Linked DNA regions of Homo sapiens: regions 1, 2 and 3 are each linked to region 4. Evidence: chromatin loops called from intact Hi-C (ENCODE). Cell type or tissue: endothelial cell of umbilical vein. All regions are shown on one strand. Region 1 overlaps CAV2-DT (CAV2 divergent transcript). Region 2 overlaps CAV2-DT (CAV2 divergent transcript). Region 3 overlaps LOC105375463 (a long non-coding RNA gene). Region 4 has its middle 12 kb from the start of CAV1.

What was found. Hi-C counts contacts between places; a loop is a spot of excess contacts. Peaks named below come from ENCODE experiments on the same cell type or tissue, not always from the same donor. Only the 100,000 strongest peaks of a DNase experiment are listed, where the experiment ranks them.
Region 1: a loop joins it to region 4, with 4 times the contacts of the local background. A loop is called at or near these places in 31 of 110 quality-filtered maps.
Region 2: a loop joins it to region 4, with 5 times the contacts of the local background. A loop is called at or near these places in 12 of 110 quality-filtered maps.
Region 3: it touches region 4 in a loop (3-fold over the local background); 10 of 110 quality-filtered maps call a loop at or near these places.

The regions. Positions count from the first base shown.
Region 1 is chr7:116,439,951-116,447,950 of GRCh38, reverse strand. All of the region lies in intron 1 of CAV2-DT (CAV2 divergent transcript), which reads left to right. Among named protein-coding and RNA genes, the nearest start is that of CAV2-DT, 56 kb to the left of the region's middle. RefSeq lists an enhancer at 4,274-5,473. In endothelial cell of umbilical vein, no CTCF peak of the experiment used is centred here; DNase peaks (open chromatin) are centred at 4,650 and 6,230; H3K27ac peaks cover 3,417 bases.
Region 2 is chr7:116,422,057-116,430,056 of GRCh38, reverse strand. The region is part of intron 1 of CAV2-DT (CAV2 divergent transcript); the gene reads left to right. Among named protein-coding and RNA genes, the nearest start is that of CAV2-DT, 73 kb to the left of the region's middle. In endothelial cell of umbilical vein, no CTCF peak of the experiment used is centred here; a DNase peak (open chromatin) is centred at 3,516; H3K27ac peaks cover 1,835 bases.
Region 3 is chr7:116,324,781-116,332,780 of GRCh38, reverse strand. The region is part of intron 6 of LOC105375463 (a long non-coding RNA gene); the gene reads right to left. Among named protein-coding and RNA genes, the nearest start is that of TES, 120 kb to the right of the region's middle. RefSeq lists an enhancer at 4,632-4,926. In endothelial cell of umbilical vein, no CTCF peak of the experiment used is centred here; DNase peaks (open chromatin) are centred at 4,770, 5,380 and 7,050; H3K4me3 peaks cover 2,718 bases; H3K27ac peaks cover 4,488 bases.
Region 4 is chr7:116,508,770-116,516,769 of GRCh38, reverse strand. No RefSeq gene overlaps it. Among named protein-coding and RNA genes, the nearest start is that of CAV1, 12 kb to the left of the region's middle. RefSeq lists enhancers at 4,527-4,576, 4,587-4,966. In endothelial cell of umbilical vein, no CTCF peak of the experiment used is centred here; DNase peaks (open chromatin) are centred at 209, 4,539 and 6,379; H3K4me3 peaks cover 1,090 bases; H3K27ac peaks cover 4,392 bases.

The DNA.
Region 1 (8,000 bases), 69 kb after region 4:
ATTGTTTATTTTTATTCTTACTAATTTGACTTGTTAATGATTCAAAAGTATTAATCCTGTGTAAGCACACAGAAATACCTACATATGAACTTGTCCTTAAGTTTTTGAGGATCTAAAATGCATTCTGAGGGAGCTTTTCAGTATGAGGAACTTTTCCTTATTTCACTTTAGAGGTATGATTTGTATTTTAGGAATTGTTTGCACAGTATGCAGACAGAAATACTGAGCCCAACTTTTACTTTTTCTTCAAGTAGGACGTCAAGTTTGTATATAGTTTATTCATATCTAAATCCCTGTTTTTATTAAGTTGCCTTCAGTGTCTTGACATAAAGATTAGTTTCATAAAACTTGAGCTGTCTAGTTAAACCTGTTTAATGTTTACTTTGCATAGCAAGCAAATCCCTATATTTCTAAGAGGGAAGTTTGTGTGCCCCTAACTAGGCAAAGAAGAAAAGATGAGTTAGGGGTAGGGGAAATACTAAAGACTCGATTTTATTATTATTATTATATTAATTATTTAAAAAGAGTTTTAAAATTTTGATAGCTTTTGGGGAACAAGTGATTTTTGGTTACATGGATGAATTGTATAGTGGTGAAATCTGAGATTTTAGTGTACCTGCCACCTGAACAGTGTATGTGGTAATCAATATGTAATTTTCTTCCCTCGCCCTCCTCTTACCCTCCCTCTTCTGAGTCTCCAATGGCCATTATACCACTCTGTCTGCCTTTGCGTACCCATAACTTAAAGACTCGATTTTAGTCCTGACTCTTCTGCCAGCTTTCTTAAGTCAGTTCGTGAACTGACTTAAATCAATTCTTGTACACTTATCCTGTACTATGTTTCAGGAACTGAAGTAGAGAGACAAATAAAATCCCTTTCCTTAGAAAACACACACAGCTTGGTTTGGAAGGCTGGTAAGTACAATCCAGTGTCTGTGACAATACGTAAACAATGTGACAATACACACATCACCAAAAGGGGGTTTGGGACAGGATGCTTATGTCCTGGAGGAAGGGATATCCTACTATATATATAAGACACCTTGGCAGAGGTGGATGCAAGTTTAGTGGGGTCTGAAGCTTATACAAATTTTTTGTGTATGTGGGGAGAGAGGGAGTGGTTTAAAATAAAATGAAAAAAATTAAGTACATGGCTTTGGAAGAGAATGGTGGTGAAGTGCCCTGCTGTCTTAGCTTCCTTAGCTTCAGGGTAAATCCCCCATCATCTCCCAGGGGAAAAAGTAGAAAATGTTCTGGGAGTCAGAGTTTGAGAAAAAAACTGCCATCTAGGAACTTTCCAGTACAGCTAGCAGTACAGAGTGTCAGTGCTGAAGGGAGACGTCATCAGAGGGAGACGTAAGGAGGGACAGGATCTTGAAGGATCTAACATAACTAGGACTTAGACGATCTTTCCTCCAGAATTCTATCTGAATATTACAGGAAACAACTGAGGTATTTTTTCTCTCTTTTAAAGAAATTTAATTGTGGTAAAATACACATAATAGAACAGTTGCCATCTTAACCATTTTTAAATGTACAATTCAGTAGAGTTAAGTATATTCATATTGTTGTGCAACCAATCTCCAGAACTCCTTTCATCTTCCAAGACGAACTCTATACCCATTAAACAACTCCCCATTCACGTTTCCTCCCAGCCTCTGGAGACCACCATTCTGCTTTCTGTTTCTATAAATTGACTCCTTTAGGTACCTCATATAAGTGGAATCATAGAGTATTTTTGTCTATAAAGCCAACCTCTCCAAGCTGCCTGATCTCAATGCATTCCATATGAACATTATTAAATCTTTCATTATTTGTCCTATTCTAAATATAGTTGATGTAAAGAAATGACTGAGTACTGTTGATTTCCGTTCTATTCCAAATTTTAATTAGAAAGTGTTTGTGAGAGTTTAAACAGCATAGTTTGTTCCCAGAATTTTATCTCTTTTGTATCTTTTGCCCTAGTGACAAATATGCAAGACTTGTTTCATTTATGACCTTGTATGGTAGCCCCTTTGGTATGGATTAATTTGTTTAATGAGATGTTTAAGAAAGACAGCTGGTTAACAAATTATTTCCTCTCATGTATTTCCAAATTTGCGTTACTTAAAAGATGGCCTTGGAAAAAGGTCCTCATGAGTTTGAGATTTTTCTAGTGAATGCCAAAAGAAGTCTTGTTTATGGCCTGATTCTTCAAGGACACAGTATCTTTTTGTTTAGTATGCATCATTTTCAATATGATTTTCATGGCTGTAAAGGGGAAGCACATTATTTTCGTGTATTAATAGAGGCACCAAGATAGAAACTGAGAAAGGTGTGAGAACGTCTGTTATGTTTTCTAGCATTTCATAGTATGAAACCTTAAGACTCACATTATTAGTTAAGCCTTTGTATAATAACAGAAACTCACCTTTTGCCAAAATTATTTAATTATATATTGTTCATACCTTAATTATTTGATGAATGGATAAGGACGACTAGAGGCAATACCGTGAAATGGAATTTTGGGGGCATCTTGCTTACTCTTCGTGTGTCTTACCCCTCAACTAGCATTCGGGTGACCTTATGATTTTTGCTTCCACCCCAAACACACCCTTCCCAGCTACACCCCATGGCGTGCATTGTACCTACGATGGTACAATGCCATCAGCCCTTCCACTTTTAGGAATAGTTCCATTCCAGGCATTGTCTGATGCCAGGAACCTGCCAGGGCAGAAACAGATATGTTGAATGTTAACGTTTGATAGTTGTTTAATGTGTTATTCCTCTAGGTGTATTTCTATTTTTGTATAATAATGCTTGGAAAGGAAATACATACCTCATTCTAACAGGGAACTTGCTATCTGAAATGAGGATATATTTTTGGCAGGAAGTAATTTTACTTATAATATTATATAGTCAACAAATAATTGCATGTATAGGATTAACTGTGTGTGGTGCTTTCAGAAACTTGGTTAGATGACATTAGAAAGGGTCTCAGAAAATAGTATATAATACATGTGCTTAGGACTCAAAAATAAGTAGAAAGAAAAAATTAAGTTACAAGTACTTCCATACTTTCTCCCTCTGACCACGTCTATAAGAGAAATCTGAATTTGTTAGCTTGGTCTTTGTAATTTCTAAGAGATATGTTGAATCTGCCATCTTGGTTCCTTGCTTTCTGTGCCATAAAATCAGAGAATGGGGAAAGGAGAAGCAAGGAAGGGGTATCTGCACTAGAAAGATTTATTCAAGGGGGAAAAAAGAAAGACTTGAGGAGAAAGCAAAAGAATGGAGAGAGGTGAGGAGCTATACAAATTTTGTTTGGAGACTGAATTTAGTGGGAATTGAGAGGAAAAGGGGGAGAGTCTGATATTTAAGACAGATGCAGGGTGCGGGAGATATGGAAAGGAATGGGATAAATGGAATTTTAAGAAGTGTTGCTGTAGGCAACGATTGGACAACCTTTAATATCTTTCAAAAATGCAAACAAATATTGAAATTTCTTTGTGTAACTGCATCATGTTTTGTTTTGTTTTTGTTTTTTGACTTTGTATTCTTCATCTCCAACTCGGAATCAGCCACGTCTCCAAAAATTCATGTGTACTCTTAGTGAATAATGGTACTTTGAAACTGAGATCTGGGTTCTAGATGTGCTATGCTACTGGAATGTCCTTGCTCTTTGCCCCTTCAGCATATACCTACGCTGAGTATTCTAGTGTGCCATAATAAAAGGATGATGCAAGGTACTTAAACTTGTCTTTTGGCTTTGGCATAATGTAGAGTGAGGAAAAGAGAAGTTGTTTTAAATATATGACTTATGACTTATGTATGCTGTTTATTTGTATCTTTCTATAGCTGTGCTGTCCAAAATGGCAGCCACAGCCACATATGGCTATCTAAATTTAAAATAAAAGTTCAGTCCCTCAGTTATACTAACCATATTCCAAGTACTCAGTTATGACATGTGGCAAGAGGCTACTGTACTGGGTAGAGAGTAATAGAATATTTCCATCATCAGAGAAAGCTCTATTGGATAGCACAGTTCGACAGAATGCTGCCTCGTAAGGCAGACAAGTATATTTATTGGGAATTGTGTTTGTTCAGCTGGTCTTCGGAAATCCACAGGTATAGAATTATCACCAACCAGAGCCTTAATTCAACAGACACTGATGTGTATCTTCTTTTGTCACATTGGCTATTTTTCCCATTCATATGACATACTATATAGATCACTGCTTTGTTCCTGTGAAATATCCCTGTGGTTTTAAAGACCCTAATAGTTTGAATGACTTCCACTTATTGCAGACTTCACTATGTTCCAGGCGCTGTGCTAAGCACTTTATTTGCACTATCTCACTTAATCTTTATAACAACTTTATGTTTTAGATTCAATTAGTATTTTATTTAATCTTTACCTCATTTATAACAACTTATAACAACTTTATGTCATATGTACTATTAATATCTCAATTTTACACGTGGGAAAAGCAACATGGAGAAGCTAGGTCACTGGTTCACAGTCCCACAATAGGTGAGGAGTGAAGCCAGAATTAATTGTGGAAGAGTAAAGGTAGTGGAAGAATATGTATTTTTGATACTCCCTATGGGAAGCTTTCCAAATACTAAAACTTGGAAAAGGCATTGTTTTACTTTCATGAACAGAAATGCACCACAAAAAATTACACAGGCATTAGTCACACCTTTTTAGATTTCAGTTATGCATCATGCCTTAGTCACACAAATTCCTGATCTGGGAGTGTTTGTGGAAAAATGTTTATGCCCCCTCCCTCCTTCACCTCTCTCAGATACCAAACTTCCTTTCAAATTCCCAGCTTCTCAATAACAGAGTATCTTCCTAATTCTGGCTCAGCATCACTTTCCACACCTAGGACCCCAACACACATTCTTTACTCTTTTAACAATATAATAAAAAACTATTTAAAGATAATTTACATGTTAATGTCTCATACTAAATATGCATATCCATGTTTTAAAATTGTTTATTCTAAATAGAAGAATTTCTTGGGCAAATGTATATATTCTTTCCTTTAGAAGGTTTCACATTTTTTATTGGCATGTATTGATTTTACTTTTTGCATTGACTGTTCCTCTACCATTACACTTTCTTGTACTCCTTAACATTATATAAAAAGTATTTCAATGGTTTCTGAGCTCTTACATTTAACAGTGGAGTAGAGGTTTTCTTTCCTAAAGAAGTGACCCATCCGGGCCGGGTGCGATGGCTCACGCCTGTAATCCCAGCACTCTGGAAGGCCGAGGCGGGCGGATCGCGAGGTCAGGAGATAGAGACCATCCTGGCTAACACGGTGAAAGCCAGTCTCTGCTAAAAAATAGCTGGGCATGATGGCGGCCGCCTGTAGTCCCAGCTACTCCGGAGGCTGAGGCAGGGGAATGGCGTGAACCCTGGAGGCGGAGCTTGCAGTGAGCCGAGATCGCGCCACTGCACTCCGGCCTGGGCGACAGAGCGAGACTCCGTCTCAAAAAAAAAAAAAAAAAGAAAAAAAGAAGTGACCCATCCGTGAGGAAGCATAGTGGTCAGAGTCCTGAAGCTCAGCGCACAGAATCACTTTCTTGCTGTTTTCTACCCTTCAAATATTGCACTTTCTCCCTATCATAAAATCTGCCTTGGTGGCATCACCAGCTCAGGCTTCATCAGACCTGTTTGGAAACAGGTTAGACTGAACTGACTGCCTAAAGCTCCTTCAGATCTATATTTGTAATAAAGATTAACGTCTGAAAAACATATTTTGCCCAGCAAAGGCAAGCATCACAATATTATTGTGACATGTTTTTTCTTAGATGTTGAAGAAAAAAAGTTTTAAAAGATCCAGAAAGATATTTATAAAAAGAATTTAATAAAATTTCAGAGAATACTAAAAAAATTAGGCATAGTTAGAAATAAAAGTAAAAGAACAAAGATTTTACTGTGGCCTTTGGCCTCAACTAAAAAAAGTGAACTTGCCCTCTTCAAAATGCTCTTCACTTATTATATAGTCGTCATATAAAAGAAAAAAGACTGCAGGGAGATTCCATAGGTTCAAATCACTGAACTCTATATTTAGAGACAAAAACAGGAGAACTCTCATAATTCCAACACGAACCAGAAGTACAATAGTTTTAGAATCACCCAAATTTCCTTTGATATTCAGCTACACGGAGATCTGAAAGAATTTTCCGATCTTACTTATTTTGGAGCTGCAGCTGGATAATTAAACACATGTGGCAGAAACAGGAAGGCCTCATTTCCTCAACATTTTCCCACTCTGCTCTTTAAAGGGAGTATGAAAATATTTTTGTAAAAGGATGGGATTCCCTGGGTTTCCTAATAGTTGAAATGAGTTAGTCTACACTAAAGTGTTACGCTTCTCCCCTCTGGGTAGAGTACCTGTTTCTGTTAATTCAGTTTTCTTTTTTTAATTTAAAGAAATTCTTGGTAATTACTTATTGAGTAAGCATATTAATATGTAAAATGTAGTAGATTATTGTGAGATCACAGTAGGTCCATTATTAGCTATTGAAAGACTCAGAGGAAAAATTAAACAAAAATTAATCACTAATTACCTTCTATTTAGAAGTGGATTTCTACTTCAAAGTAGCATCACCTAACTTAGGAGAATTTATGACTTGTTTTTCATTTTACTTCTTTGCATTTTCAATTTTGCTAATGATGAATTTTTGATATTTGTGTGATAAAAAAGGAGGAAGAACAAGAAAATAAAGCATTTGCCTAATCCATTTTGCTCATGAGTCAAGGAGGGCAGGAGCTAACCCAAGGGCTTCAGTCTGGCCTTCAATACATCATTCTCTCTCATAGATAGGGTTTTTGCCATTTTCATCACCATCTAGATCAGTGTTGTCCAACAGAACTTTCTGTGATGATAGAGACATTCAGTATTTGTGCTGCCCAATACTCTAGCCACTAGCCACATGTGGCTATTGGCTATTGCACATTCTATAATGTAGCTAATTTGACAGAGGAACTGAATTTTAAATTTATTAATTTTTAATTAATTAAGATTTGTATGTCATGTATGGCTAGTGGCTTCCATATTGGGCAATGCAGACCTGGATTTATCCAAAACAAAAATCAGTCTCGAGCATCTAAAAAGTGTACCACAATTTGTGATTACACAAAACTGCATTTATTTACATATTTATTTAGACACTATAAGATACTAAGATTCTTACAGGATTTCATTGCATTACTCTTAATTACTCTTTAACTAATAGTGTCACAATGCAATTCTAGCTTACCTTTGACAAGTATGGCGTTTGATTTTACATGCCTCAGTATATTCATTTGTAAAATGAAGACTAAAATGAGTGCCTACTTCACAATGTTTTTATGAAAATTCAAGGAGTGAACACATATCAAGTGCTTCAGAAAGTGCCTGGTTCATGGAAAGTACTATGTAAGTGTAAGCTAGTATTACTAAAACAACTAGGCATTTGAATTTATGAGTAGAGGCCCTTTAATCATTATTATTATTTCTGGTAGGTGCAGTGAGTTTTAAAAAATCATAAGAGAGAGAGTCAGGGAGAGATAAGGGCTGAACATTGAGAAGTGGCTGAGGTCATGGGGAATAGACTAGGCTATGAATAGAATTCATGCTACTCCCAGAAGGCCAGTGGACATTGTTCCAAGACATATTTTGACATATTTGGCTAGTAGGTTGGTTTGTATTTTTTGATGTTAAGGAAAGGGGGTCGGCGGTGGTAGGAGAGAAACAGCAGTCTAAATTGCTAGTCATCTATCAATTTTTTAAAGTAAGTTTCATGAAGACAGAGAACATATCACGTATCATGTATCTCCAGCACCCTGTGCATTGTTGGTAATCTACAAATATTCACTGGATGAATAAATAGAAAGACTTTTAAAAGAAGCAGGACATTGTGGAGAGTGTGGCCTCATGCGTTGGTCTGAACATTGTACTACATGACCTTTAAGGTCTTCCAACTCTAAGATTACATGATTTCATGTATAAACAACACTTGAT
Region 2 (8,000 bases), 87 kb after region 4:
GAATACTTAAAAAATATATATCATTAATATCCCTGAAAACACTCAAGAGATAGCATATTAATAAAATAAGACCAAGAAATTCTAAGAAAGAAAATATGTCAAAAAGTAAACATGTATGAGAGTCAAAATACTTATCAATCAAGAATAACAAAATAAGCTGGGTGCGGTGGCTCACGCCTGTAATCCCAGCACTTTGGGAGGCTGAGGCAGGCGAATCACCTGAGGTCAAGAGTTCGAGAGCAGCCTGGCCAACATGGTGAAACCCCACCTCTACTAAAAATACAAAAATTAGCCAGGTGTGGCGGTGGGCGCCTGTAATCCCAGCTACCCGGGAGGCTGAGGCTGGAGAATCACTTGAACCCGGGAGGCAGAGGTTGCAGTGAGCCGAGATCAAGCCACTGCACTCCAGCCTGGGTGACAGAGCTAGACTCCGTCTCAAAAAAAAAAAAAAAAAAGTAACAAAATAAAGTGTAGCAATATTATCAGTTAAAATATAATCTAAGGAATATTTTAACTTAACCTAGGGTAATTATTGATAAAAAAGAAGCATAATCCACCAAAATAATGACAGTCATTAAACTTAAATTTTAAATATATAATGCAAAGATTGATAGAATACAAGAAACAAGTAACAACTACAATCGAATGTAAAGTATTACTATGCTTTTCAAAATTCAATTATTTGAGTAAACAAAAATAAGAATTGCTATAAATTTTTTTAAAAGAACAAGTTTGATTAGATATCTCTAAGAAAAAGAGAATATATGTATTTTTCAAACTTTCCAAATTAAATTAACCAGGTAGGAAATTTGAATTTGTAGCAAATTCTAAAGAATATGTCATATATGCTACACATATTTTTCTTTTAAAAAAATGTTTTTTCTGTCTTTGCTATCTGTTCCCACTGTTTTTTTTATATATATATATATTTTTACACACAGGAAGGGGAACATCACACTCTGGGGACTGTTGTGGGGTGGGGGGAGGGGGGAGGAATAGCATTAGGAGATATACCTAATGCTAAATGACGAGTTAATGGGTGCAGCACACCAGCATGGCACATGTATACATATGTAACTAACCTGCACATTGTGCACATGTACCCTAAAACTTAAAGTATAATAATAATAATAATAAAATATTTTTAACATAATACATTAAATAAAAAAATTAACAATTAAAATACAACTAAAATATCTTTTTATGGAAACTTTAAAAGACTTATTTAGAAAACTGTTGGCTAAAGAGTAAATAAAAATGAATAATAAATATTATAAGTGAACAATGAGAAAACAGTACATTACAATATGTGAAATGTGGCCAAAGCTGTAGGCAGAGGGAAAATTTTAGCCTTAAGTGCATTTGTTAGAAAAGAGAATATATTGGGGGAAAAAACGCTAAGCATTCATACCAAATGTGTAGGAGGAAAAGAAAAAACTTGAATTGTTAAGAATAAAAAGTAGGAGAAAGTGGAAACTTAGTAAATGTACAAATTGTTTTTGGTAAAATACAGAATCTGTGGATTGGTCAAGATAAAAAAGACAGTACAAGTACATAGTATAATATTAGAAATAAGAAAATGAACACAACTAAAGGTAGAGGGAAGGTTTTAGAAAGAGAAAATAATAGCAAATACAACTTTGTACTATTTTATCTGTAACTTGTATAAACTGTGTAGGCAAAAATAAATAATCTAATTGAGTACATCTTGTTGTTCAAATAATGTTTGCCTAGGGCCACTGGTGACCATCTTTCTGGACACCTGGAGGAATCTTCTTATTTGCAGTAGAAGAGAATAATGCTGCACCCAAAGAGAAGCAAAGCTAAGAGATATTGTTGAAATAGAGATGACAGGAGAGAGAAACAGAGAAAGAGTGAGCCCTGGCCAGAACCACTCTGTTTGGTTCTCCGGTATGGTTCTTGGAGTTGTATTAGAGAACACAAACTAAAGAACATAGCAAAAAAATGGCTTCTGGAAACTCTCATGCTTGATGTCTAGAAGAATACCTTTATAGAAGAATATAATACAATAAAAGGTATTAAGTCCCCACATGACAAATGGCCAATGCATTCTTTCAAGGAAATAGTGCATCATGCCCATATCTTGTTTCCTACATTTCATTTATTTGTTTCTGAAACATCTCGGACAAGACAAATATTCTGCAAATGTTCATGAGAGTACTTATTTCTGGAATTGTACTTTTTTTCTTCAACTATTAAACTCCTTAAAGTAGGGAATTAATGCCTATACACCGAAATAGAAAAGTGATTAACTTTAATGGAACCACATGTTGCTAAGGATGGAAATAGATTTGATTGACTTTGGGCTTTAACAAAGGAATTTTAGTCATAGTCTTCAGCATTCTCTTTTTTTTTAAACCATGACCCAGGAAAAATCTTCCCAAGGACTGTATTTCATCATACAGAACAGAAAATGGTTAATGCAGGTGCACGAAAGTAATTTTCAAATCTATTTATAAATGAAACATGGATATGTGTGGTGCTTTGCAGAGGGAGAAGAACAAGAACTTCTAAAAAACCTATATATAGTCTCTGTCTTAAATAGGTACCTTTTAGGCAGTAGTTTCTCATCACTGTTTGACTTAGAAGTTTTGTGAGAAATGTCGTATCCAATTTCAACATAACATTGGAAAAAGACTTATTTTAAGTCTGATCCTTTGGTTCAGGTGCTGCCAGGAAAACAATTTAATATGAAAAGACCCTCCTTCATATGTCTGAAAAACAAGCACAAGAAAGAAGCCCGAAAAAAAAATCAGATTACATTAAAAATCATTAGGAAGTAACTCTAATTTGGGGGGGGGTTCAAACCAGGTTTCTTTTACATAGAATTTATACAGGAAAAAAAATCACCATCATACTGATCGTATATGTAAAACTAAGGCTTCTATTCTCCCCCATCATTTCATTAGCTACACGAGTTTGAATAATGGATTAAATATGAAGATCTCAAAAGAGAAAAGTATCTAAAATTGAGTTTAAATCAAAATTAAACATCCAAATTGACACCTCAAGTCCAACAGGTCCAGCTGACCCTAGGGAGATGAGACAGCAAGTGTAGGGGATTCAGTCATGAAGAAGGAACAGCATTGGAGATAGTCTTGAGGACAGTTCATCCTAAATGCTGCCGTTTCTATGCCAGAAGACTCCTTACCTTTCTTTTTCTTTTATTCCTATGGATGATTCTTTCTTTTTCTGAGGGCTCCACTCTTAAATATTTGTTCTTTTGGTCCTAGATATTTTTTTCTTATCTATGACTTGGCTTCATTTATCAGGTCCAAATGTTGACCTCTGCCGTGGATGGCAACTTCATGCCACATTTTCAGTGTAGTGCCCCATCTGTATTTATTTACTTTATAATAGAGTGTTGGCAATCTCCTGGAATGCTGTTTTCAACTTATCTTTATGATTATACTCCTGAGATAATACAACTCACAGCTACACTGAGTCCATTAAAGTTATGGTGACATTGGCTTTAAGCCCAGCTAGAAAAAAAAAAAAATATGCCTTGACTTCCAGTGAGTGGAATTTCTGAGTCACACATCCTCGCCCTAGTGTCATATGCAGATGCATCCTCAGAAGACCTGAGCAATTCTGAAGAGGTATTTCCATGTCTTAGTCAAGGATCTCCAAAACAATTAGCTAATTATTTAATTTATTCAAAACATGTTTTTTATCTTCATGTGGTGTCATAAAATTTTCATTCCAGGAGACCTTGCTTGATATATTTATTACATAATTTTCTAATGAAGACAAAAGGTCCATAAGGGACTATGATCCAGGATTTTCATTTCTTTTCCCTGAGGAGCCAGGTACTAACTCTTGATCATAATTTGAGAAAAGCAAGGTTATTCTACACACTTCTCACACACCGTTGGTGGAAATGTACAATAATCACTTTGGAAAATAACTTGGCAGCTTGTAAATCGTTGACCATAGACTTGCTATATGATCCAGTCATTCTATTCCTAGATATACCACATATTCAGACCAAAACTTACAGCTGCTCTACTTTAAAAGTCAAAACCTGGAAACAACCCACATATTCATCAACTGGTGGATGGATAAAACAAACTGTGACATATTCCCACAATGAAATACTATACAACAATAAAAGTGAACCATTGATACATACTGCAACACAGATGAATCTTAAATATTTATGCTGAGTGAAAGAAGCCAGAAGGAAAAGAGTATATACTACATGATGTCATTCATATAAACATCTGTGACATGAAACCTAATATGCAGTCTCAGAAAGCCGATCAGTAGTTCCTGGGGAAGGGGTGGGGAGTGGGACATAAATATAACAAAGATAAAGGAAAACTTTAGGAAGTATAGAAATGTCTATTATTTTGAGTAGGTAATGTTTTCACAGAGTAAACATGTCAAAAATTTCCAAACTTTATACTTTAAGTATGTATAATTTATTGTATATCAGTACTATCTTAATAAAGCTGTAAAACAAAACTTTGTTCCTAATGAATGGTTACCTCAAAAATGCCAGACTAAATTCCATAAATGAGAGTACAGACCTATTTTCTCTATATGCAAACTTGCAATCCCTTAATTGATGTAGAAAGACAGTATTTGTTGAGAATATAGTCTTTGCTCACAATTCTTTTTTTAAAAAGTGAAAGAGTCTCTTAAAGTGCACTGAGCTTGGTACATTAGTCACTTTCATATAAAATTATAAGTAAAGGTCTTTTCCACGTGGGTTGTGTGGGGAGGGAGTCAGGATGAGAGAATGTGCCTTCTGCTCGTTTTTTTTTTGTTGTTGTTGTTGTTTCTCATTTTTCAAAAGGCAATTTAGACAGATTTGACATTTTCTTAAAAGACAGCAGATATATTGAAGTGGCTACAAATGGGGGGTTTAGGCTGGGCATGGCGGCTCATGCCTGTAATCCCAGCACTTTGGGAGGCCTAGGTGGATGGATCACCTGAGGTCAGGAGTTCAAGACCAGCCTGGCCAATATGGCAAAACCCCGTCTCTACTAAAAATACAAAAATTAGCCGGCCATGATGGTGTGCACCTGCAATCCCAGCTACTCAGGAGGTTGAGGAAGGAGAATCGCTTGAACCTAGAAGGCGGAGGTTGCAGAGTGAAGATCGTGACACTGCACTCCAGCCTGGGTGACAGAGTGAGACTCTCTCTCAAAAAAAAAAAAAAAAAAAAAGGCTGGGCACAGTGGCTCACACCTGTAATCCCAACACTTTGGGAGGCAGAGTCGAGTGGATCACAAGGTCAGGTGTTCGAGACCAGCCTGAGCAACATGGTGAAACCCCGCTTCTACTAAAAATACAAAAATTAGCCAGGCATGGTGGCGTGTATGACTGTAGTACCAGCTACTTGGGATGCTGAGGCAGGAGCATCACTTGAACCCAGGAGGCAGAGGTTGCAGTGAGCCGAGATCTCACCACTGCATTCCAGCCTGGGCGACAGAGTGAGACTCTGTCTCAAAAAAAAAAAAAAAAAAAAAGAGTGTGGGTTTTAGAGTTAGCCTCTTCTAGCTCAGATCCAGCTCTGCTCACCTTTGGTCAGTGAATTAATCTCTCTAAGCTTTAATTTCCCCATCTTAGAGATGCGGATAATAGAAAAACATATCTCATAAAGTTGTTTTACTGACCAAATAAGATAATGCATAAGAAACCTTTAGCATAGTGCCAGGCATAACACACAAAATGTCAACTATTATGCAAAATCCTTGACAAGTTCCCAACTATTATGCAAAATCCTTGACTAAGTTTCCCTGTGGGGAAAACTAGAACTGAGCAGCCTGAAATGGTAGGGGGCAAAGAAGGAGGCTAGTGGAGACCACTATAAAATTATACTTTGGCACATTTCCTTTGTTTGGAGAAATAACACTACACTGCTGGTGTAAACCAGAGAAATAAACATGGAGGGAAGCTGTGATGCAAAAAATAATAAAGGGACTTAGCTAACACTCTGTGCAAATACATAAACAATCTGAGAAAAAGACATTGGAAATACCATTCTCTGTGCCACCAGAGTACTACTTTCAACTGAAGTGCACTTTTTTGGGGGCGGTGGGGAGTAGTTTGTATTTTGATAATAGATGCAGTTGGTGGAGAGAAAAGGGGATGCATAAGGTGCTTAACTCCTGTCTAGTCCCTGGTTCTACTAACTGCCCATCCAATGACAGACCGAGTAGGATCTGATAGAAAAGGGAGCAGCCAGTTTCACGGGCCGGTGTGTAGTCAATGCCTGAATTCTTTCTGCATTTATGTTGTTTCTTTCCATTTCCTGTGCTCAGCTACCTTTGATTGCTTGATATGCTACCCACACACTCTTGAGTTAAACTTCTTGTATTAATACACAAGTGTTTTCTTCATGAAGCTGTGTCTCATGAAAACTTTAAAAGGTGAGGCTGGATTCCTTGCATTTCTTTTGTCTACACCCTGATTTCTTTGGCACAGCAACAGCTCTTAGGTTTTGGACATTAAAACATATGCTAATAATCATTGATTGAACTAATCTAGCACATATACCAAAAGGTAGCTGATTTCTCTGTGATGGAATGCTAATGAATAAATATGGGAAATGTCTACCACCTTCAATCCTCTTATTAAATATGTTTTGATGGTTATACTTACGGTCATAGTCATTGTTATCGATTGACAGTTACTCTCATTGTCATAGGGAAAGCTCAACTGATAGTTTTCTTTGTTTGATTTTTCAATTCTTCCTCTTCACTCTACCCCCATTTCAAATTTACATTGTTTAATAATTAAGTTGATTTAGTTTGAGATTTTATTTTGGAAAATTTCATGACACCTCTCTAGATCCTTTGCTCTTTAGGTGTCATTTTGGGTAACATTATTTATTCCCTGCTGATGGTACATTTCTTATCTGCCTATGTCACTGTTGAATGTGAACAGTTCAGTTTAGCTTTCTTGTTTGAACATGGTGATTATATTCTTTTCATGGGTACCTATAAATGTGCCAGGCACTGGGGGAGTTATGTTAGCTTTTGAAATCTTTTTTCTTTGCAAATGTCTTTTTTATTTGCCCATATTCTTTCTGTGAGTTTGTATGTTCTCCACAGCTGCATCTGCTGTGGAGAACATTTGTTTTTAACATGGTTATTTGTTGCCAGGGATAATAGGCATCCTAGTTGCACTCTGCCCAAATCTCTGGGAATGATCAATCAGGCAATCCTACTGATAGGCTGCAGAAATGGTTTGTGGAAAGAAACACAAATGAATTGGGCAATTAGAATCAGCTGGGGAGTGTATTTAAAAAATAGTTTTATTTGGCCTCATATGGCTTGTGGCTTGAGGCATATTAGCAGTTTTTGCTGAAAGCACACTGGAAGACCAAACAAGAACCAGAATTTTTACCAGATATATTTGTAATTGCATATATAATTTAATTTGTTCAGTTAATTTGTATGTAAACTAATTATGAATGTTAACTGTAGTAAAATATACTATCCCCATTCCCCATCATTTGGTAGACTAGAATGTAAACTTATTAGTAACATATAACAATAATCCTATATTACGCTACAGGGCAGCAATGTTTACAAGAGAAAGATCTGTTTTACACGTCACCCTAAGGTCCCCTGCAGGTATATGCAGGACCTGCAAAATATAATTCTACTCCTTTAAGAGAGATCCAAAAACGTAGGAGGAGAGCAGGGGGAGTAATCCAGGCATTGATGCTACTCAGAGAATGACTATTACATGAGTAGATACATGTTTAATGTGATTAACACCTTCATTTGCACGTATATTATACTAACAGAGTCTCTTTCTCTTTAATCTATTTTACTGAAGATCAGGAGTGGGATTAGGGTCAGGCAGATGAAAAAGACAACCAAGTCTTGCCACATAATCAAGATACACAAAATATCTTCATTCAAGATGGTGAGGAATTACTCTCAAGTTTACAAAAAGTATTAGTTAAGTCACCATTTTAACTCTGACATTTATTTAAGTACTCTACTTATTTGTGAATA
Region 3 (8,000 bases), 180 kb after region 4:
TGTTTTCATATATAAGGTTTACTTCTCTTTATTTTATAAATGTAATCAGCACAAACTGGATAAAGAAATATTATAAGGAAATAGCCATTTAACCCTAATTGCTATCAGAAGTTCACAAAGGAAAAAAACATTCTAGATGTACATTGTCCAGTTTATAACCGTGGATGACTTGTTCACCAAAGGCTCTTCTAACACCTCAAACACAACACATCCAAACTTAGAGCCGACATACACTAAGGTGACCCCCAATGCATCCTCGTTCTTGTTTAATTCTCTCTTCTTGAATGTAGGCAGAGCCCGTGACTTGCTTCTGACCAATACAATATGCAAAGGCAGGATTTCACTCTTTTGATGAGTGTATATTGTATGCCAAAGATGGTGGATTGTCACTGCCTTAAGTATACAAGACTCTCTTAGCACACTGCAACTAGAGATTCTCCCATTGGCCTTGAAAAAGCAAATGGCCATGTTATGAACTGCCTATAGGGAGGCCCAGGCAGCAAGGACCTCCCTTTAGGGCTTAAAGTTTGCCTTAGCCGCAACCAATAAAAGGCTAAGACCCTCAGTCATACAACCACAAATACACAAATTCTCAAAAAACCTGAAAAACTTGGAAAAGTGGATCTTCCCCAGTCAAGCCTCCATATGAGAATGCAGCTTCCAGATGAGAATGTAGAATGCAACCTTGATTACAGCTTGTGAGCTTCTGAGCAGAGAGCTTAGCTAAGCCATACCCAGACTGCTGACCCACAGAAACTGTGACAGAGTAAAGGCATATTGTTTTATATTGCTAGGTTTGTGGTAATTTGCTATACAGCACATAAAACAAATATGCAGCCTAAACTCAATTGTGTTTCCCAAGCTTCTTGTATTTTCTTTGTATCAGCGCAACTATCTTTCTAGTGAAATTCATCTTTGATTCCCAAAGTCAAGCAGCTACCAAATCCTGCTGATTTTATATCTAAACCATCTCTTGTGTGATTCCACTTATCATCAGTTCTTACCAAGACAGCTGCAAATCTTTTCCTTCCTTGGGCCCTCATGGTGCCTTTATTCTGTGCAATGTTGGCAAATTACTCTCTCCAAAGCTGTGCTTCCCAAAACACCTTCTGTAGATACTAGTCCCATGAAATATTCACTATACTGTAAGCTCCATACGGGGAAGAAAGGCAGCTGTTTTGTCCACCATTGTATGCCTGATGTGAAGTAAATATGTACTTTAGAAAATAATGAGTACACAGATCAGAATGTTTCTGGAAGAAAATTGTTTGTATTATAAAAATAGAAGCCTGATAATTTTTGCTTCAGGTTTTAAGAGGGAATTTAACAAATTATTTTTCTATCACAAGAATTTTCACAGCAATCAGAATCTCAGAACAGATGTGAACTATTAGTAGGATGATCATACATCTCACTTCTGGCTCCCCTTTCACTCAAAATCATGCAGGTTGAGAAGATAAACTTAAGGTGATGGGTGGTGGATGAGGTGCTGATGCAGAACACTAGATCAGATAACCAGGCAGTTTTCCAAACTCTAGCCTCTAGCATATGCTTCCCTTTTAAATATAAATGAATTGAGAGGAAATGTAGAGGCTTGTGAGGCTGAAAATTCTTGATTTCTTTTGTTGTTAAACCATTACAGTTTGCCAAGTCCTTTCACCCTGATTGTAAATCTCAAAGGGAATTCAATCCCATGTGTTTCTGATTAGTTTACACTTGAATTATCCAAAAGTTTTGTAAGACCCATTTGAATTCCAAAAACCTTTGTGAAGCTTTTTTTTTTTTTTTTTTTTTTTTTTTTGGTGGTGGTGGTGGTGGTTTGTTGGGAAGAGATTGTTGGAAGGATAGGCAAAAAGTGAAAACAGGTTATTTTGAGTTAGAATTAGGATCACAAGGAAACCTCTCTAAAATGGTAAAATACGCAACATAATCAAAGTGAGTCTTAAACATGAAATTTATGTGGTTCAAATCAGTCTATAATGTGGCACAGTGTAATTGCTCATTTTTGAAACTGATCTCTGCCTATAGTACCCACATAGCTCATAAATATAGCATTTGTATAATGCTACATAGAAAATACTTTCTATTTCCAGATTAGAATAGAAATTATTTTAATTGCTTGTTCATGTATCATTGAATATTAATGGAATCTTCTCCATTTAACGAGGCACAGAGAATTTCCGAAAGGAGGGAGAGCAAAGAAACATTAAGCCATATGGAGATTATCAATGTTATCACTCTCTGTCAAAAGGACTGAAAGGTTATATATACCAAATCCCAATATGTGCAGTCATATCATCTGCTGAATATATTTGAAAGTTAATAACTGTATGTAAAAATAAAACTGTGGCATCATTACATTTTAAGAAGCATTGCAAATGTATTGCTCCACATAGAAATGCACACAGACTAATATTAAGTCATGCTCCATGCTTCTTGTCCTATTTCTTGCTAAGTTTGAGTGTCTGGAATCCTTAGCTGAGTGCCAGTGAGTCTGGAACTCAGACAGAAGCTGCCCAGCCTCACTGGCTCTGCGTATTACAGGCTGTATTTGGTCCTGATTTACTCTACTGGATATGGTATCTGAGTTTAATGATGGATTTCATGTAGAATGAATACAGTAACTTAAAATTATGAGATGAAACTGCCTTACAAAACATTATTTCTTAACTTTCTGAAATTTGATGCCAGGACACATCCAGGATTTGAGCATACATCTGTCAGTTCTCAGCTCCCTCCCCTTAGTTCCAACCATCACCAATCACACTCAACACTTCTTAGTTTGGAACAAAGAAGCTCACTACCATCATGGTAGAATTAACTTGTAATGAAATTCATGCTTACCACATCCTATGAACAGGCCAGGATTTTATAGAACATACTTGATTCCTTTGGAAAACATGTTTATTTTTGAGTTTCTAAGCAGATGCATTTCTGCATTTGAATAGCAGCTTGCCAAGAAGTTCTGAAATCTAGCCATTTTAATAAGAAAAACCAAAATAGTGGTACAAGTTCTTGACCATCTGTTACTGCTCTTACAGAGAAGATTACTGCATTGGGTGGGAGGGAAGAGTACAACAAATCCTTAGGTACCAACCAGTTCTAAGACTCTATTATTCAAGCACCTCAGATTCATTGATTATTTCATGCAATTTATTGTGCTTTACTTTGGGACTAGCTATGCACGGATTTGTGTTATCTGAGGTGCATAACTAAGCTTCTCAAGGCTAGTCTATCTTCACTAATATCTTTTCTACTTAATCCCTGATATTCAAAATATATTTAAAGGAGGTGGGAGAGGAAATGCTTCCCATGTCACATTATAAACAAGGCCTAAAATAAAATTACTTTAGGGAGGGAGAGAATACACAGCAGTTTTAATTTTCACTAAGGTGGAAATGACTGATATCGAGCCTATTCAATTAGCAAATTGTGATAGCAGACACTAGACATCCCTATAGGTATAAGGAGGACACTCCAGAGGGAAGGACAGCCAGAGAAAACAGAAGGTGGAGAATGTTACCCTTTGCTTTAGAGTCAGCCTGTCTAGCTTTATAGCTGGTTTATACATCCCACAACTTTAGACTTCATAGTTAAGTACCCAGAGTATAGGAGAGTCCTCAGAAGTGGTTTGAATGTGGCTGGGTGTGGTGGCTCATGCCTGTAATCCCAGCACTTTGGGAGGCCGAGGCGGGCAGATCACCTAAGGTCGGGAGTTCGAGACCAGCCTGGCCAACATGGTGAAACTCTGTCTCTACTAAAAATACAAAAATTAGCTAGGTGTGACAGTGGGCTCCTGAAGTCCCAGCTACTTAGGAGGCTGAGGCAGGAGAATCGCTTGAACCTGGGAGGCAGTGGTTGCAGTGAGCCAAGGTTGCGCCACTATTCTCCAGCCTGGGTGACAGAGTGAGACTCCGTCTCAAAAACAAAGCAACAAACAAAATAACACAAGTGGTTTGAATGGTTTCTTATTTCTCTCTACAAACCTTGGAATTATCTTCATTAGGTGAAAAAGGGCAACAAATATATAAGTTTAGCTCTTAATTACATGCTGCAGAAAATGTAAAGAAGTACATATGGTAATAGCCAGTTTTCAATACAGGTAACACAAAAGGAAAGGGAAAGCTAATCTTAAAATGAAATCACCATCCTAATGAATTACCAAAAAGTGTGAAAAGTACTTTTACATCAAATGAAAAAATGTAATCTTTATCAAATTTATTTTTTACAACATTTATATTTATTGATCTGAGGTAGGCTTTTGTTAGAACAAAATTAATAGTAAATACTGAACAATATGTCAGGCATGGGGCAAATTGGTTTCTGTTCTTTACAACAAGCCACTATGACCCTATTAGGAAATGTTTTAAAGGCGTTTCTTAGCATTTTCAACAAAATATTTGTACTCCCTACTGAAAATAGCTTAATATGAAGTCCCAAAGGAATTCTGTCTGCCTCATAAAATTGCTTTTGGAGTTTTCAGTTTCTGGCCTCCTCCTTCCAAATGCACAGTGAATATATGGTGGAGTTTTGTCTAATTCTTTCAGTAGAGGAATTTTGCTACATTAAAATAATTTGTTAATTCATCATTTCCATGGTAAAATAGAAATTACTCACCCTGATTCCTAATACGATCAACATAACTTTGCTTTTCATACATAAAGACATTGGTATGAAAAGGAAGCATTCTCTTCCTTCCATCCATATGCTAGCCTGCTTGAGCGGTCGTGTACTATGACTATGGAAAGCATGACCTCAAATTCCAGCCACACCACTTCCCAGCTGTGTACCGTTCAGCAAGTCACTTGCCCCCTGTAATGACTCAACTTCCTGGTCTGTAAAATAGAATCATAGTGGCCACCACCAGAGAGAATTGCTGAGGGGAGTAAATGAGAGCATGAACGTAGATTGCAGCACAGCGCCCATCATGCGGGATGCTTTCAATAACTGTGAGTGATTTTTTCTATTATTAATTAATGCTTTTCTTGGATTTTCTTAACTACATCATATATTTCTAAAACCAATACTCTCTGTTTTTACTTATAAAACATAAATCTTCCGTAAGTAAATAATTATAGACTGAATGTCAATTCCTGGCCAAGTGCAGGATATACTGAGGCCATTATCTGGTGAATGCAGGGTTTATAGATAGCCTATCTCAATTATTTAGAACCTAAAGTGGACATTAAGATAAATTTTAAACATTTCAAAAACAGAACTGGTTGTCACACAGTTTAATAAGCAAATTTGACCCCTAAAGTCTTTGAATAAATGCAGAGATATGGCTCATTATACATTTAAGCTTTCATTTCTACATGTTAACAATTTACTGAGATAAGCAAATATAAACAAAATGAACACTGTGGGAAAGTGTGTTTGATATTTTAAAACTCTTGTCAAACTAATTAATTCAAATGTGTCATTCAGGCCATTATTAAAAAGTCAAAAAATAACAGATGCTGGCGAGGCTGCGGAGGAAAGGGACGCTTATACACTGCTGGTTGGAATGTAAGTTAGTTCAGCCATTGTGGAAAGCAGTCTGGAGATTTCTTAAAGAACTCAAAGAAGAATTACCACTTGACCCAGCAGTCTCATTACTGCGTATACACCCAAAGGAATATAAATCATTCTATCATAAAGTGACATGCACACGTATGTTCGTTGCAGCACTATTCACAATAGCAAAGACATGAAATCAACCTAAATGCCCATCAACAGTAGACTGGATAAAGAAAATGTGGTACATATACACCATGAAATACTACGCAGTCATAAAAAAATAATGAGAACATGTCCTTTGCAGCAACATGGATGGAGCTGGAGGCCATTATCATAAATGAATTAATGCAGAAACAGAAAACCAAACACTGCATGTTCTTACTTATAATTGGGAGCTAAAGATTGAGTACACATGGATACAAAGAAGAGAACAATAGACACTGGGGCCTGCTTGAGCGTGGAGGGTGGGTGAAGGGTGAAGATTGAAAAACTGCATATCGGGTACTATGCTTTTACCTGGGTGACAAAATAATATGTACACCAAACCCCCGCAACATGCAATTTATCTATAGAACCAACCTGCACATGTATCCCTGAAACTAAAATAAAAGTTAAAAAAAGTCATTCATTAGGTATTAAATTCTGAAAGACCAAACCAAACAAGATGGAAAAAATAGAAACCATCAATGTTTCTGTCTCTACTGGGCCATTTCCATCATCATACAACATAGGACAGTTATCTCCTGTCTTAAACATAAAAATGAATAAATGAACCTTCTTTGTCTCTATGGTCTCCTCCAACAACCACGTCATTTCTCTGTTCCCTTTTAAGACTAAACTCTAGGCCTGTCTTGTCCTAACAACTGTACTAAAAGCTCTCTTATCGAGGTCCCTTAAAACCCCCACATGGCAAAATCCACTGGCATTCTTCATTCTTCATCTTTGACCCAGTTTATTACTTGGCCACTAGTCCACTACTCTATCTTATTTCTTGACCTCTAAACACTGGAATGCTGCAGGTCAGGCTTTGTGTGCTCTCTCTACCTGTGTTCCCTAGGTATCTTTATTCAGGCCTCAGCTTTTTAAATATACCTATAGATGGATGAACCCAAATTAGATCTCCAACACTGAGCAGTCCCATGAATTACAGATTTGTATATTCAACTGCCGCTTTCATATCTTCACCTAAATGAAATACAGGCATACCTTGGAGATGTTGTGAGTTCTGTTCCAGACTACCACAATAAAGTGAGCCACACACGTTTTTGATTTCCCAGTGCGTATAAAAGTTATATGTTTATACTGTAGTCTGTTCAGTGTAAAATAGCATTATGTCTTAAAAAACATGGACATATCTTAGTGTAAAAATTGTTTATTACTGAAAAATGCTCGTGATCATCTGAATCTTCAGTGAGTCATATTCTTTTTGCTGGTAGAGGGACTTGCCTCAGTGTTGATGGCAGCTAACCAGGGTGGGGGCTGCTGAAGGTTGGGTGGCTGTGACAATTACTTAAAGTAAGACAGCACTGAAGTTTACTGTATCAATTGAATCTTCCTTTCACAAAGAATTTCTCTGTAGCACGTGATGCCGTTTGATGGCATTATACTCACAGTAGAACTTCTTTCAAAATGGGAGGAAATTGTCTGAAATCCTGCTGCTACTTTAACAACTAAGTTTATGCAATGGTCTAAATCTTTTGTTGTCATTTCAACACTGTTCATAGCATCTTCACCAGGAATAGATTTGATCTCAAGAAAACACTTTGCTCGTCCGTAAGAAGAGATTCCCAATCTATTCAAGTTTTATCATGAGATTGCAGCAATTCAGTCACATGTTCAGGCTTCACTTTTAATTGTAGTTTCTTGCTGTTTCTACCACAGCTGCAGTTACTCCCTCCTCTGAAGTCTTGAACCCTTCTAAGTTAGTTTTCCGTGGGGATTCGAATCAACTTCGTCTAAACTCCCATTCATGTTAATATTTTTACCTCTTCCCATGAATCACAAATGTTCCTAGTGGCATCTAGAATGATTAATCCTTTCCAGAAGATTTTCTGTTTTCTTTATCCAGATCTATCGGAGGAATCACTGTGTATGACAACTGTAGCCTTACAAAATGCATTTGTTATATTAGGCAACTTGAAAATAGAAATTACTCCTTGATTTATGGGCTACAGGATGGATATTGTGTTGTGTTAGCAGGCATGAAAACAACATTCATCTCCTTGTACATCTCTATCAGAGCTCTTGGGTGGCCAGGTGCATTGTCAATGAGCATGACATGGTTTGGCTCTGTGTCCCCACCCAAATCTCATCTCTAATTGTAATCCGCATGTGTCTGGGGAATGGCCTGGTGGGAAGTGATTGAATCATGGGGGCCGATTTCCCCCTTGCTGTTCTTGTAATAGTGAGTGTGTTCTCAAAAGATCTGGTTGTTTAAAAGTGTGTGGCACTTCCCCTTTAGTGCTCTCTGTCTCTCTCTCTCTCCTGCTTTGCCATGGTAA
Region 4 (8,000 bases):
AATGCACCATTTTATAGCATACTAGTGAGCTTTTAAATAGCATATTAGGGAAACATAGATTTTATTATTAACAAGTAAGTAATTAAAAATCCTTTTTGATTATAATGAAATGATAAAGAATAAAAATGCCTTTAGCCCCTTAATACTACCCCAAATTATAAGGAGATATTAAACTTCCATGTTTTTCTTAAGTTAATGTAAATATTTGGGAGTAGTTCTCCACAGAAGCCCTTTGTGTTGTAACCCATCTGGCTTTAAGTCAGGGCTCCATTATTTAACAAAGGAAACTCTCTTTCCTTTTGGCCCTTTCCCTAGTAAATAAACTACTTATCAGGAGTTGGTTTTACCTGGGGAAAATTTATCTCTGAACCACTCCTTTTGAGGCAATGATGCTTTAAAAGAGTAAAATATTTTACTCTTTTAAAAGTATATATATATATATATAATATATGTATATGTGCTTGTATATACACACACATTATATATATGTATGCAAGTTGATTTTTCATATATTTTTTTTTTGAGACAGAGTCTCGTTCTCTTGCCCAGGCTGGAGTACAGTGGCATGCTTCACGGCTGACTGCAGCCTCCACCTCCCAGGCTCAGGTGATCCTCAGCCTCCCTAGTAGCTGGGACTACAGGTGTGTGCCACCAGACCCAGCTAATTTTTATATTTTTGGTAGAGACAGGATTTTTGCCAGGCTGGTTTCGAACTCCTGGACTCAGGCAATCCCTCCACTTCAGCCTCCCAAAGTCTAGGTTTACAGCATAAAATAAAGTCCGTCTTTAAAGACTCTGTGGGTGTGTGTGTTTCTATGTGTGTGTGTGTGTGTGTGTGTGTGTGTGGATGTAGGTTCATGTGGTGAACATACACATAAGTGATCTGCTCTTCATACAGAAATTTACTTTCTTGTAATCATATGATGAGTTTGTTTTTTCACTAATTCCAGGGCAAATCTTTAATTGCAACATCAGCTTTTGTGCATACTGGAGAATGGGGTTTATTTCTGCACTGCTGGTTTTGCCTTCAAGCAACTCAGCTAACTTCAGAGGGAATGTGAATGTGTTTTAAAGCAGGTGTGGGGGATTTAGTTTTTGGACAGCCAGTAGAATCTTCTCATAGAGCCAAACAAATGAACTCTCTGTTAGTTTCTTCTCTTGTCTGTCTGTAGCTACTTTATCTTCATCTCTTTCCGTGTCTTACTCAAGCTACTTACTAGATAGATCCTTGCTACTCAAAGTTTGATCTAGGGACTTGCAGCCTGAGCATCCAGGGAGCTTGTTAGAAATGCAGAATCCCAGGACCAATCCCAGATTTACTGAATTTGAATTGGCATCTTAACAAGATCCCCTGGTGATTCCTATGCTCATTTTATTTTGAGAAACAGTAATGTAGGGGAAATAAAAACTTTAAACCTGAAGATGTTTAAAAATGCAGAAGTTATGCCAGCAAATATCACTCTCCTATGTAAGAACCCTGAATGGAGAACAAAATTCCACAAATACACACAAAAGGAGACTTTATATCATGGGAAGAGCAGCAGCACTGCAGGCTGGATGACTTACAGGGAATCCCAACTCAATAAAATGAAGGAACATACTATTAAAGAAATATTTGTAAGCAAATTGAAGGATACATCATTTAAGGGGGAACCCTACAGGCTAAGTTGGCCAAGGTGCTTGCAGGGAACTGGCAGTTCTTTCTATTTCTATAAACTGAAGGCTTCTTGGAATGTGAAATCAAGAATTACAAACTGGGCAGTAGACAGGATTATTATTATTTTTTATTTATTTTTGCTATGAAAGGGCTTGAGCTGTATTAAGTTATCTCATTGACCACACCAAAAAGGTATTGGTGAACAGCAAGAGTTGAGGTGGCACCAATCTATTAACTTCATAAAAAGAACAATTTCTTAGGGGCTGCTTCAAAGTAGCCCAAACCTATCCTGCATTTTGGAGAGTCCCATGCCCTGCAGACTTCATTGCAGACTTCAGGGATTTTCCTTTCCAATTCTGAATATTTCTTCAACTCTAAGAACCGTAAAATCATGGAAATCAATAGATCCCTAGCTCATCACACATCATAGAGCCTGGTCTACATCTGATCTGCCCCAGATTAATGCTTATCATTGCCAAAGTTCTTCCAGGAAAATTGTTTTACAATCTTCTATTTGCCATTTTCCCTTGTTTGAACATACTGATGGTCACAGTTTTTTGTGTTTGTGTGTGCCTAGTCAAATAAGATTGTTGCTTAGGATAACCCCACATAGGATTTCTTTTCCTCAGAAAAAAAAAAAAATAGTCTTTGTTTTTTTTTTTTTTTTTTTTGAGACGGAGTCTCGCTCTGTCACCCAGGCTGGAGTGCAGTGGCGCGATCTTGGCTCACTGCAAGCTCCGCCTCCTGGGTTCACGCCATTCTCCTGCCTCAGCCTTCCGAGTAGCTGGGACTACAGGCGCCTGCCACCACGCCCGGCTAATTTCTTTTTGTATTTTTAGTACAGACGGGGTTTCACGGTTTTGGCCAGGAAGGTCTCGATCTCCTGACCTCGTGATCCGCCCACCTCGGCCTCCCAAAGTGCTGGGATTACAGGCTTGAGCCACCGTGCCCGGCCAAAAAAATAGTTTTAATAAAAATCAGTTTACACAGTTATTTTTTTTCCTAGGACCCTTCAATCACTTCCAGGACAAATAATACCAACAATGCTGATACTTTTTTAGCAATCTAATTTTAAAAATTGTAATAATCATAGGATTTTCCTCGTCTAAATAAAATGTATATTAATGATTCAGTTGATTGCTCACTTGGTTATTCTATATGATAACAAATTATTTTTTGGTGTTTTATTTCCAGTGCTTTCATCATGCCCCTCACTCCACCCATCCCATCCCCTGCGTGGCCCCTGCACATACAACATGTGAAATTGATTGAATAGACAAGAAATTCTGTGGGGATCTTTTCATCTTGTTTATGTTACCTAACCCTGAATAATGTGTGCTATTCCTATGTCTGCCCCAAAAAGGCTACAGATAACTGGAGAGAAAGGGTTGGTTGCATCTTATGCTTCTTTTTATGTATTCTAGTGTCATGATTTCCCATTTTTTCAATCTAATTCTTGACTTTGATACTGATCAGTTTACCACTGTCACTTTGTGAGAAAATATGTAGAAACTGGGTGCGATGGTATGCACCTGAAGTCCTAGAAACTGGGGAGGCTGAAGAGGGAGGATCACTTGAACCTAGGAGATTGCACTACTGCACTCCAGCCTGGGTGATAGAACAAGACCCTGTCTCTAAAAAATAAAATAAATAAAATTTATAATGAGCAAATTATTCAATAGGAGAAAATAAATTCATATATGGTTTTCCCTGGGATCTCCAAGACAAAGTAACTGACAATAAAATTGGATAACATAAAAGGATGTACAAACTGACAAGAAATTTCCGACAAAATGAAGAAAATACAAAATAAGGATTCTGTCTAGAAAACAATATGTTTAGTCCAAACTGAAATTATTGCTGTAATTATTAATATTTTACATGTCAGGATGTTTAGCATTGAGAAGAAAAATCATCACTGGGCTTTTGATACATATTAGGGAAGTCTGTGTGAAGGAATAAAATGCTACAAAATTTACAAAAAATGAGAATAATGGCATTTGGGAACTATTTTTCTGACTTTAGCTGGAGTGTAAGGTCTAGAGCTCAGATCCTAAGGAGAAAGAAAGGGTGTGCCCTGAAAAGCGGCATACAGGGCTGGGGGAGGGGTTCAGGGATTAGATGGAGGCCGAGTGAGGAGGTTACATGAAGCCCAGGTGCTAGCTTGGGACAGCTCTTACAACTGAGGACATGAAACTGCCTCCATTGATGGGAGAATGGAAAAAAAGGTGCTTCTCAGAGTAGGAAAGGTGGATGAATGAAAAAAGAAGATTTTGGCTGGAAGCCATAAGAACAGCCATGGACACATTCTTTCAGGAAATAGAAAATCATCTCTACAGTGATTAGGAGTGTGGGCTCTGATGTCAGGCTCTCTTGGCTCACATCCTGACTGTGGTCTAGGGCAAATTCTTTAACTTCACAGCATCAGTTTCATTATCTGAAAAATGGGAATGACAGTAACATTCCCATCGTAGGGTTATTGTACTGATTAAGTAAATGCCCAGAAGATTATAAGTGCTCGACAAATCTAAATACTCCTGTTATTGTTTGTACTGAGATCAGAGGTCTCCCAGCCATATAATACATAAAGAATTTCAACCAGTTTCCTCCTCAGTAAAATAAGCGTGGTGGTTATTCCTCACCACTTGCCTCCCTGCGATGTGGAGTGTGCATCCCTGAAACTTTCCAAATGACTCCTTGTTTCACTGCCCTAGTTAGCTGAGACAGCAGTTGGCTGGAACCGATGTGCCAGTCAGTTAGAGAAACAGGTCCTGCATACTGCCCTTCTCTCCCCTTTTGTTACTGGTTGGTGCTCGGTGACAAGTGACTGGGAGGCAGGAAAGAAAAGAATGCTCCAAAGATGACCTGCTGCTCTCACCTCTTCCTGATCCATTTATGTCTGAGAGAAATATTTGCCCTTGGCTACGTGCTGTTTCCCACTCTGAGTCATGTCTCTTCCTTTCTCTCATCATCCTACACCCCTACCTTTTCCTATAAAGGCAAAATGATTTCTCCAGTCACACAGCTGAGCTGAATGACCTAATACGTCCAAGCACAGGCAGATAGGTGTCCCTGTCCTATTTTTGGTTAATTGTTGAAGTGGTGTCCTCTGATTTCTCTGACTGCAGCATGGTCTTTCTTTGCCGCAGACATGCCGCAACAGTCAACAGCACAGAGAGGCAAGGCGAAAGAAGACACAGATAGATGGTCACAAGTTACAGTTTCATTTTCATTTTCAGTTGCACGCTTCGGCATTGTCTTTAGGGCACATGGTTCCAGCAGAGCCCTCATGCCCACTCCTAGGGTCCTATTCATTCAGTAAGACAAAAGCAACTTTCCTTTGTGGATAAAAAGAAAAGTCTTTAGCTGACTTCAATTTCCTCCACTCCTGTTCAGATTCCATGCCCCTTTCACTAGGGATTTGGGTTGTCCAAAAGCGAAACTGGGAAGGCTGAAGGCCATGTGATTGGAGCCTCTTGTTTCCCTTTGTCACAGCTTTCTCTTTGGTGACATCTCTTTTAATCAGTGTATGGTGCTCTCATATTGTGCTCAGAGCTCTTATGCTTGGTTCCCATATGTAGTTTTCAACACTCCTTTCTCAGATCACTTGTTCACCTAAAGTAAATAGATGACTGCTAATAGATTGAAATGTTACCCCACTCAAGGGTGTGTTTCACTTAAAAAAGTATCAAGATGTCAAGTTCCAATGGCAGCATTTCAGGTACAATCCAAAGCAAGAAACTGGAGAGTGGGCACAGAAATGTCTTAAAAATTTAGCAAGGGGTGCTTTATTTTGCTCATTTTGCTATTTTGGGGTGAATAGGGAGAAGAAATTGGGATGGTTAAATTATAGTTGCCAAACTTATTTTTATTCCTAAAAAATATAAACTGACTATCTAGTATACCTGTATCCTTTACTCCTCCTCTGTCAACTTCTTCCCCTGTCTTCCCTGCACACATACACAACTTGAAGGGAAGAAGTGTACCAAATCCTGATTTGTGATAAATTACATTCATTGTGGTAATTTTTCTTTGCAGCTCTACTTACTATTTTTTTAAGTTTCTTAAAGTAACATGTAACCCTGTAAAAATTCTGTAAGCACTTGTTATCTTAAACAAACATTCTAAAATGATAAAGTTGCAAGCTAGAAAAACTAAGCTATTATTTGTTTGATTTCTCCATTATGTTATTTAATTTGTCCTGGGATTCAGATGAGACAATGTGTTTTCTAAAATGTAAAACCCAAAGAAACAATCTTTCAGTGTTATAAATTTCAAAGTGAGGAATAGAATAGTAGATGAAATAGCAACATTCTAGAAAGCATGAAAGTGTGTTTCCAGACAAGTTTCTAAATGCTAGGGCTTTCTACCCCTGAAGAATTAAAAGTAAATTTTAGATACGAGAATGGAGACTAAAGGCAGGCATTACCCCAATCGATAAAATATAAAATGGTTTATATACGTTTTTGTTTTCTCAACTTAATGATTCATGAGTGAGAAAATGGTGGGAAGGAAATTTTTATTAGAATCAGTACATTTCAAATCCCTTTTGTAAAGAAGAAATTATGAAGTTTTGTGCAATTCCCACTCTCAGTTCTGCAATTATCCCAAGCTTTCTCCAGTTATTTATTTACATAATCATTCATACAGAAAATATTGATGGAACTCATTAAGCACTGGGCACCATTTCAGAATCCCAGCAAACGTGAAGTGATGTTTTTGGTTCTCAAATACCTAACTAGCAGTCTAATGGTATTAGTTAACAGGGTTACTTTTACAACGTGACAGGTGATAATAGGAATTTGTACAACATTTTAGATGTAGACACAGAAGAGGCACTTAATGTGGAAGAGTTTTGGAAACAGATAAGAGTGAGGCAGGCATGAGAAGAAAAACAATGCTGGCATGGGTACACAGGAGTAGCACGGGTTGTTCAGTAAAGCTACAGAAGAGTTGCTAACGATGACAACGGGTTGATGGCGAAGGCCTTGCATATGCTGCTCAAGAACTTGGAATATTATTCTCAGGGCAATCACATACAATTGATAGTTTTAAGCAAGGAAATGACAGGGTAGTCTTGGTATAATCACGTTTTTTTTAAGAGAAAAATGGATTGGTGATCATATTGAAGGCAGGAAGTGAGGTCAGTTAGGAGGCTGTGGCAAATAGCCAGGCAAAAGAGAAAGATGGCAGTGATTATGGGGCATAGCAGTGATTTTGACAGAAAATCTTAAAATGAAATAGAGTCATTCCTCGGTACCCTTGAGGGATTGGTTCTAGAATTCCCCTGCAGATATAAAAATCCTTGCATACTTAAATCCCGTCATCCCTGCAGAACCCAAGGAGGTGAAAAGTCAGCCCTCCTTGTCTGAGGGTTTTGCATCTTGCAATACTCTATTTTGGATCCAGTTTGATGGTGGATGAGGAACCTGTGGATACGGAAGGCTAACTGTATTTACTGAAAAAAAATCTGAGTATAAGTGGACTGAGCAGTTCAACCCCATGTTGTTAAAGGTTCAATCGCAAATTCTAATTAAGATATAATTTTTTTCAGAAATTCATAATAATAAAGACTTAGCATTGATAAAAATCTTAGGATCTCTGTTTTAATGAATTGAGGCCAAATACAGTCTCACAATCAATAGAAGGGTGAAAAGTACATGCATTAATTATTGTATTTATAGCACACCTATCCTGTAATTGATTGAAAATTCACTGATTTAAAAAAATATTTTTGGACTGGACAGCTAGGTTGGTTTTCATATACATAGCCAAGTTTTCATCCTGCTGAAGTCACAGAAAACAATGAGATAGGAAGCTCCTGAGAGACCATTTAGTTCAATTCTTTCATTAACGATAAGAAAACTGAGAACCCAAGATTAAACCCTTTGCATGAAGGGATACACCTCAATAACGGCAATGCTGAGACTGGAATCCAGTTGCCTGACTTCTAGGGCAGGGCTTTTTTCACTACACTCCAACAACTTTCCAAGAGAGGCATCAAAATAAATTAATGGGATGTGGATGACTATCAAAAAGATGAATTTTTAAAAGTTCCTGAAAACTATAAAGAACATTTTAAAAAGCCAAGCACCTGCTTTATTATTATAGGTTGGTCGTTTTTCCAGATGAACTGACAAGAAAATGTATGCCAACATCAGCAACTACTCTTCACATACTCACTTTCCAAAAATAATTTTGGACTCTAGTCTAGCTTCATGGTACAGGTATCCAAGTGCCTGTGATTTATATTGTTACTTTCTTATTTTAAAAATTGGAAACAAATTTCAGTTTATTTAGGATTAGCAAGAAGAGACTATAAAAAAGAAGAAGTATGGTGGGT